Regions from separate parts of the Homo sapiens genome. Here region 2 is linked to region 1. The links are chromatin contacts, found by Hi-C or POLR2A ChIA-PET in ENCODE. All regions are on one chromosome and are shown on one strand. The core of a region is the stretch at or near the end of the contact, and the rest is flanking DNA. Distances in the headings are between cores, read along the strand shown. Region 1 has its middle 39 kb from the start of MIR3616. Region 2 overlaps NCOA3 (nuclear receptor coactivator 3).

What was found. A loop is a pair of places that touch in the nucleus more often than their neighbours do. ChIA-PET counts read pairs that join two places held with the same protein, here RNA polymerase II (POLR2A). Pooled maps may share reads with other maps.
Region 2: a pooled map shows a loop between it and region 1 (2.3-fold over the local background). The contact joins two enhancer-like sites. A Hi-C loop is called at or near these places in 3 of 50 pooled maps. POLR2A ChIA-PET finds 5 or more read pairs at or near these places in 3 of 52 experiments (GM12878, activated CD8-positive, alpha-beta memory T cell and activated T-cell).

What each region holds. Positions count from the first base shown.
Region 1 is chr20:47,204,026-47,207,942 of GRCh38, reverse strand. No RefSeq gene overlaps it. Among named protein-coding and RNA genes, the nearest start is that of MIR3616, 39 kb to the right of the region's middle. RefSeq lists a silencer at 564-858. Within about 2 kb of position 2,187, at least 5 of the 41 ENCODE cell types and tissues checked have a DNase peak (open chromatin) inside an H3K27ac peak, as active enhancers do.
Region 2 is chr20:47,575,273-47,579,310 of GRCh38, reverse strand. All of the region lies in intron 1 of NCOA3 (nuclear receptor coactivator 3), which reads right to left. Among named protein-coding and RNA genes, the nearest start is that of NCOA3, 75 kb to the right of the region's middle. Within about 2 kb of position 2,575, at least 25 of the 41 ENCODE cell types and tissues checked have a DNase peak (open chromatin) inside an H3K27ac peak, as active enhancers do.

The DNA.
Region 1 (3,917 bases), core at 938-3,437:
TCCTTGTCTCAGGTGATCCACCCACCTTGGCCTCCCAAGTCTTTTTTTTTTTTGAGACAGAGTTTTGCTCTTGTTGCCCAGGCTGGAGTGCAATGGCGCGATCTTGGCTCACTGCAACCTCCGCCTCCCGGGTTCAAGCAATTCTGCTTCAGCCTCCCGAGTAGTTGGGGTTACGGGCATCCACCACCACACCCAGCTAATTTTGTATTTTTAGTAGAGATGAGGTTTCTCCATGTTGGTCAGGCTGGTCTCGAACTCCCAACCCCAGGTGATCCGCCTGCCTCAGCCTCCCAAAGTGCTGGGATTACAGGTGTGAGCCACCGTGCCTAGCCTCCAAGTCATTTTTTTAAGTGAGAAGAATGTTAGCTTCCCGTTCCTGGGCATGTGTGTGCACCTTTCCTCTGTTGTCTCATTTCATCCTGAAGACCAGAGAAAGGAGGGGCCATGGCTACGAGGGGTCATCCATTGTCTTCTTTCAGCTCCTGCCTTTCTAGTCTCAACTGCACTCTCTGCTCCTTTGACCTGATACCCTCTTCTGTGGCTGGTACCTGATTCTTCAGATGTCACTCCTGAAATAGCCACCTGCCCACGGGCCCATCATGCCCTCAATATTTTCTTCATATCTCTGAGCAAAGGGTGTGGGGTTTTATTACTTCTCCTGTGTGTCCCAGTTGAATGTGAGCTGGGTGAGGGAGGTGCTTTCTCTGTTCCCTGCTGTGTCCCCAGGGCTTGGACACAATGAAGGTCATGCCACTCCTAAGTAGCGAGCAGCCAGCAGCTGGGCTCCTAAGTAGCGAGTAGCCAGCAGCGCAGCATTCAAATGCAGAGGCCACCTTGAGGTGTCCCACTGCACCCCCATCCAGCCTCTGCCGCAACCTCCCTTAGAAGCAAAGACATCTAGGGAAGTGGCTTGCTTACTCGAGGATAGAGAAATGGTTGCTTTTAGTTTTACCATTCATCTGACCAGGTAAAACAGCCCACATGACTCAAATCTGAAGATACGAAAGGGCCCATAGTATAAAGCCTCTCCCTCCCTGCTACCTCGGTCCCCTCCAATCCCCCTTCCCACATAGTCCTCAGGGAGAGTCTGCATTTACAAACAAATGCAGAGACATTTTTCTCTGCTCCTTTTCTTCTTTTTTAAGACGGAGTCTCGCTCTGTCGCCCAAGCTGGAGTGCAGTGGCGCAATCTCAGCTCACTACAACATCCACCTCCTGGATTCAAGCAATTTTTCTGCTTCAGCCTACCGAGTAGCTGGGATTAAGGGCACCCGCCACAATGCCCAGCTGAGTTTTGTATTTTTAGTAGAGACAGGGTTTCACCATGTTGACCAGGCTGGTCTTGAACTCCTGACCTCAGGTGATCTGCCCGCCTCGGTGTCCTAAAGTGCTGGGATTACAGGCATGAGCCACTGCTCCCGGCCCCCTTTTTCTACATAAATGATAGCATTTGATACACACTCTTCTGCCCTGTCCCCTTGCCCCGTTTTTTTTTTTTAAACTTAATCTGAAGCCTTGAGTATTGATCCATATCAGTGCAGTTCAAGAGCACCTCCATCCATTTTTAGGGGGTGTGATATCTGCTATGTGGACACGGGATAATGCATGTGGCCAGCCCCCAGCTGGTGGACATTGAGATTGTCCCCAAACTCTGGCCACGGCAAACGGCCCTGCAGTGAGCACCATTATAAAATGACTCCCCAGGCTCCTCTTAGCTGCCCAGTGGGGTGGTTATTCCACTCTTTGTGCAGCTTGGAAAACTGAGACTCAGGGGTTACATGCATTTGGAGGGGTCAGGTTTTTAGTTGCAAATAACAGAATCCACTCCACCTAATTAGAACACTCTCTAATCTGCTTACTTCTCAGGCCACACCAGTGGGTCAGTGAGAGGCCAGGTAGGAGGGGAGGGGCTTGAAGGTTCCAGTCTGGGTTGAGTGTTTTCAGAATGAGGAGAAGAAGAGGGAGATGCAGTGAGGTCTGGTGAACCTGGCAGAAGCTGCCAGTTCCTTGCTGGTTTCCTTTGGCAATGACCGGGGCAGGAACTGGCTCAGACCTTTTCATGCAGTCCAGCAAGCTCGCTATCTGGTGGCCATAGGCAAAACTGCAGCCTGTGGAGAGATCTGGCCCACTGGGGACAGCGAGCACGTGGGCCAAAACCCTTCATTCCGGAGACAGCTGTTCACTGAGCTCTCTGTATGAGTCAAGTCCTCAGTAGTGACACAGTAGTGAACAAAACAGGTTCGGTCTCTGTCCTTATTGATCTGACACTCTCACTGGGAAGCAATTTGATACCTGTATGCATGTAATATAATCCCAGGCGGGCTAGATGCGCTGAAGGTAAATAAAGCTAGGCGGGTAGGGAGATGATGTGATTGGGAGCCCTCTCTGAGGGGCTCACCGTTCAGTAGAACCTGAAGGGGGTTTCTTTCCGAGGGGACTGAGCCCAATTATTTTATTTATTTATTTTTTGAGACAAGGTCTTGCTCTGTCGCCCAGGCTTGAGTGCTATAGGGACGTCTCTGCTCACAGCAACTTCCGCCTCCCAGGCTCACCCCATCCTCCCGCCTCAGCCTCCTGAGCAGCTGGGACTACAGGCACACGCCACCATGCCCAACTAATTTTTAAATTTTTTTGCAGAGACGGGGTTTCACAATGTTGCCCAGGCTGGTCTTGAACTCGTGAGCTCAAGCGACTCACCCGCCTTGGCCTCCTAAAGTGCTGGGATTATAAGTGTGAGCCAGTGTGCCTGTCTATTTTATTATTTTATTTTATTTTGAGACAGAGTCTCACTCTGTTGCCCAGGCTGGAGTGCAGTGGCACGATTTTGGCTCACTGCAACTTCCGCCTCCCGGGTTCAAGCAATTTCTGGCTAATTTTTGTATTTTTTGTAGAGACGGGGTTTCACCATGTTGGCCTGGCTGGTCTCAAACTCCTGACCTCAACGATCCACCTGCCTTGGCCTCCCAAAGTGTTAGTATTACAGGCATGAGTCACCGCGCCCGGCCGACCGTCCATTTTAAACTATACAGTCGAGTGGCGATAATCAGAGTTGAGTTTTCCAAAGGTCAGCATTTAGCTGCCACCTTCATATCAGGGTACATCAGGACCCCATCTATATTCTTATTTATTTTCTTTAGTCTAGAGAAGCAAAGGTCACCTATATTCCTCCAAGTGTCGCTGATGTGGGCCTGCCCCACGTGGGGCTCTGTGCTGAGGCTTTCCATGCTGTAATCCTTCGGGTTTTGTAATAACTCCCTACATGGAGCAGGCCCTCGTAACAGGCCCATTCTCCCAGTGAGGCAGCTGAGGTTCAGAGAGAAAAAAGTGACTTGCTCAAGATCACACAAAAGGTCACTGCAGAGCCGGGACTCAAACCAGTCTGCTTACTTCCCAAGCCAGTTCAGTGAATCATCAGGCAACACTGCCCCAGTCACAACTAGCCCTGTGTGTGTGTGTGACACCGTGGTGAGTTTACAAAATGACTCCCCAGGCTTCTCTTAGCTGCCCTGGGGTGGTTATTCCACTCTGTGCAGCTCGGGAAACGGACACTTGGGGGATACATGAATTGGGAGGGGTCAGGTTTTTAGTTGCAAATAACAGAATGCACTCCAGCTAATTTGAGCAGAAAAGGCATTTGTTAAAGGATATTGAGTGGCTCACAAATCCCTGGGAAGGCCAGAGAGATGGATTAGGAGATTGCACAGCAACCAACAATGTCCAGATTACATTGCAGGACCTTTGTGTTAAGACTTCCCACATTGGCCAGGCATGGTGGCTAACGCATGTAATCCCAGCACTTTGGGAAGCTGAGGCGGGCAGATCACCTGAAGTCAGGAGTTTGAGACCAGCCTGGCCAACATGGCGAAACCCTGTCTCTATTACAAATACAAAAATTAGCAGGGGCATGGTGGTGTACG
Region 2 (4,038 bases), core at 1,326-3,825, 370 kb before region 1:
TTTACTGATGACATCTACATTACCAAAACCTGCATCACCAGGCCAGGCATGGCAGCGCACACCTGTAACGCCAGCTACTCAGGAGGCTGAGGCAGGAAGATTGCTTGAGCTCAGGAATCTGAGTCCATCTTGGACAACATGGCCCCTGTTTTAGTTTTAGGTTTTTATTTTAAGCCTTCATCACCAGAGACCTAAAAGGACGTGAGGGGAAATCAAACATCAAATTAAGCCTTGTTAATAGCTAGTCTGAGAAGATATGCCTCAAAGCCAGAACAAAGAATAAAATTGGGGAGAGGAGTTGATACACAGGAAAATCCAAACTATATAATATATAATGCTTGGAAACACCAACAGGGCAAAAAGCAGCCACTGAATATTATAAACATGTTTTTCTTTTACTGTTGAACATGAAAAGGGGCAAGGATTCTACAATTAATCATATTAAACCCATTGTTCTTTCCAAGCTCCCACTGGCACTGCTCCCAGGATCTCCTTCCTCACTTCCCTAAAATCACAGAAAAGGGGAGCCACTGTCACTGGGAAAAGCTAGCTGTTGCTCAATAATCTTCAAAGTACTACAGAGTAGACTGGGTCACCAAATGAATTTCAGGTTAAAGGCTGCAAAATATTAGTGTTAAATTTAACGTCAAAATCCAACACTTTTGCAGTTGGGATTATTTATCAAGTGATAAGTATCTTTGATCAAAACTCTAACCACAGGTTTCACTTGCAACAATCAACTACAGCTAATCTGTAGCTATAATGAAAGGAGAAGACCAAATGCAAGTTGAAAATCATATGAACATTTCAAGTTATATAAAATGGGGCTGGGTGCAGTGGCTCATGCCTGTAATCCTAGCATTTTGGGAGGCCGAGGTGGGCAGATCACCTGAGGTCAGGAGTTCGAGACCAGCCTGGCCAACATGGCTAAACCCCATCTCTACTAAAAATACAAAAAGTAGCTGGGTGTGGTGGTGGGCGCCTGTAGTTCCAGCTACTCGGGAGGCCGAGGCAGGAGAATCGCTTGAACCCCGTAGGCAGAGGTTGCAGTGAGCTGAGATCGCGCCACTGCACTCCAGCCTGGGCAACAGAGCAAGACTCTGTCTTAAAAAATAATAATAATAAAGTTATATAAAATGGTACCACTTTTTTTGAGCTATATAAACTTAACTCAGTTTAAGAATTTTTTTTTCCCATTACTTAGTCCATTATTGTATGTTCAATTAAGTAAAAATGTATTTGCTTCCCAGGAGAACATTGGTAAGACATTTATAACAATCTTTTTTAAATGCTATAATCTTCTTGATAAGGGAGTGGGGGACAAGGAATTATTTCAAATTACAGCATATGCATGTCTAGTAAAATAAAGACAGGTATTACCACATATCTTGTGATATATACTAGAAAGAATCAAGCTGACTTATAATGTATTCTACATATTTAATAAATTAAACATTTAGTTCTATACGGAATCAGCCTGAAAATTCATAATAACGCAGTGAAAACAGACGCCTTGGCTTCTGAAAACCTAGATTTTGTAAAGTCCTGCTTCTTGAAATGATCTTGTGTTAGATTTTAATTCGATTTCAATTAAATGCTTGCTGTGTATCTATTAGAATCAGGCACTGCACTGGCACTTGGAAATAAGCAAATCACAGTTGCTGCCATCAATTAATTAGGAAAAGGGAAGCAGGTATAAACAGACCTAAAGTTCCTAAAATGAAAGCTATGTTCATTCAGTAAGCATCTGCTAAGCATCCATGTGCCACATTGTGCTAGACACCATGGATAAAAGGAAGAATTAAAAAGACCAGAGTCCCATGAGAGTATAAGGAAAGAATAGAGAAAAACTACCCTGCCTTTTTCATGGGGTTGTTAACTGTTCAACACTATTTACATGTGAAAGCAAGACAAATCCAAAACCATTTATCTCAGCCAAAGGGGGAGGCATTAATTGTACAATTTCTGCAATTATGTCCAGAGTTGTCATAACCAAAATGCCATTTGAGTTTCTTCATAATAAAGGCAAAAGACAAAAAACCTTCTATGAAATGGCCATTTGTGTAAAAATTACATAGGGATACAGGAAACATAAATGGGGTAAAGGTAGCTAAAACTTAAAACTTATTTTTAATTCAAGACATCCAGGAAATTATGCCATACATTTTTGCTTATACAACGATACTATCCACTGATGAACAATGGAACTAAACTAGCCTAAATTTTTTTAAATTAGCTTTAGATTAAGGAGAAAACTTAAAAATCTGGTTGGCAGATTAGTATAAAAGGCCTGATATCTTTGGCTGAGTTGAATATTAGCTCTTATCCAATGGTTACCAAAACAGGCATTCAAGCAAGCCGCTTGCTTGCGCTTGTTCTGCCTCTCTCTCCCTGCCACTTTGGAAAAACTGCATGCAGTGCTGCAGGATCACACAAAATAAATACAGGAAAGAGGGTGGGAGAGTTGGGTGGGGAAGTGAGCAAAGCTCTGGGCTCCACCAGTGGAAGGCGTTCCACAAGAATTGCTACAGGGTCAAAAGTTTACAGTGGTTTCAATTTCACCTTTTAGCAGCCAATCAGGAAACACAGGCTGCATGCTGACCCCTCGGGCTGCAAATGAACATTAACTCATTGGCTACCAGGATTGCACATTTTCCTTTTCTTATAAGGCTTTCCCTTCTTTTTATTTTTTTTAAGGACAGGGGAGTGGAGAAGGCAAAGAACACAATAAGTTCAAGGTGACAATTTTATTCAAGACAATATATTTTAAACAGGTGTTTGAGGGGAGAAATGATCGAGTAATTATCTTCTTTCTTCTTGAAATCTGAGTTTCTTTAGCCTGTAGTATCTAACAAACCAATTATTAATGCTAGTATCAAGACAAAGAATAAATTTAGGCAGGTAAAGGAGATGGATTTTCCTCCATGAGGTTGCAATTCTATGAACAATTTATAGGATGGTAAAAAGATAATACTGGTTGTGTATCCAGTAAATGCTTTAAAAGTAACTCAGATAATAAAGACATCTAACTGAAGGATTTGCCTATACCCCAATTTTTTTATTTGCATAGTTTCCCTACCCTCTCCTCAAACCATTACTATACACAGGTAATGTTCCTCTATCCTTTTCATAATGTGGATCCACAGAAATGCAGGCAGAGCTCTTAGCTAAGGTTTAAATTTTTCTTTTCTTATATTTCAGTACCTGGGAGTAACTGTACAATAAACTCAGGAGTGAACCATTTGGCAGTAGGTACAACTGCTCCCTAACTAATTTATGTAAATTTCTTCAAATGCAGAAACCAATAAACTAATCCATTAAATAATATTTTCAACATTCTATATTTAACATTGAGCAAGTCTAAAATGAAAACCTCTACTACATACACCTTAACTGGACTACATTTAAAAACTAGATGCCTTTGAAGCACCACAGGATAAAAGTGAAATCGCTGTATTAACTGCTCTACTATTAAAATGATTAGTCAAATCCTAAATGAACACACTGTAAATTTGTAGTTAGCAATATTTCTCTCTTTGACACAATAGGTAGTTGAATTTTAACAGACTCATTGACTTAAATTTACCTTTACGTTTAGAATACCCTGTAGGCACCACCATTGCCTAAGAAAACGATTTCATGTAGGATATTAGCTCTTATCCAAACCAGCAAAGTAAGATACCAGTTATTTCTGAAAACGTGAAAGTAAGCAAATATACAGAAGTGTGTGACTTAATATAACTGCTGAAGGGTTCCAAAATAACTTCAGTGTTTAAAGTTTATATAGCAATATAATGTCAGTTAAGATAGTAAATAAACTCGATGCTGATAGTTTTTTCTTAATTCGACATTAAAAGAAGTAATTTTCTAGTAACAATTCCCAAGCCTTCATGATTTAAGTTTATGCATATTTGGCAATAAAAAGTCTACTTTAAAATAGACCTAGTTGTTTTTTCAACATGGTTTGCAAAAGCTTTACATATACGTATATATAGATATATAATAAATTAGGGGTCTTCTGTATATCTTCTTTTTACA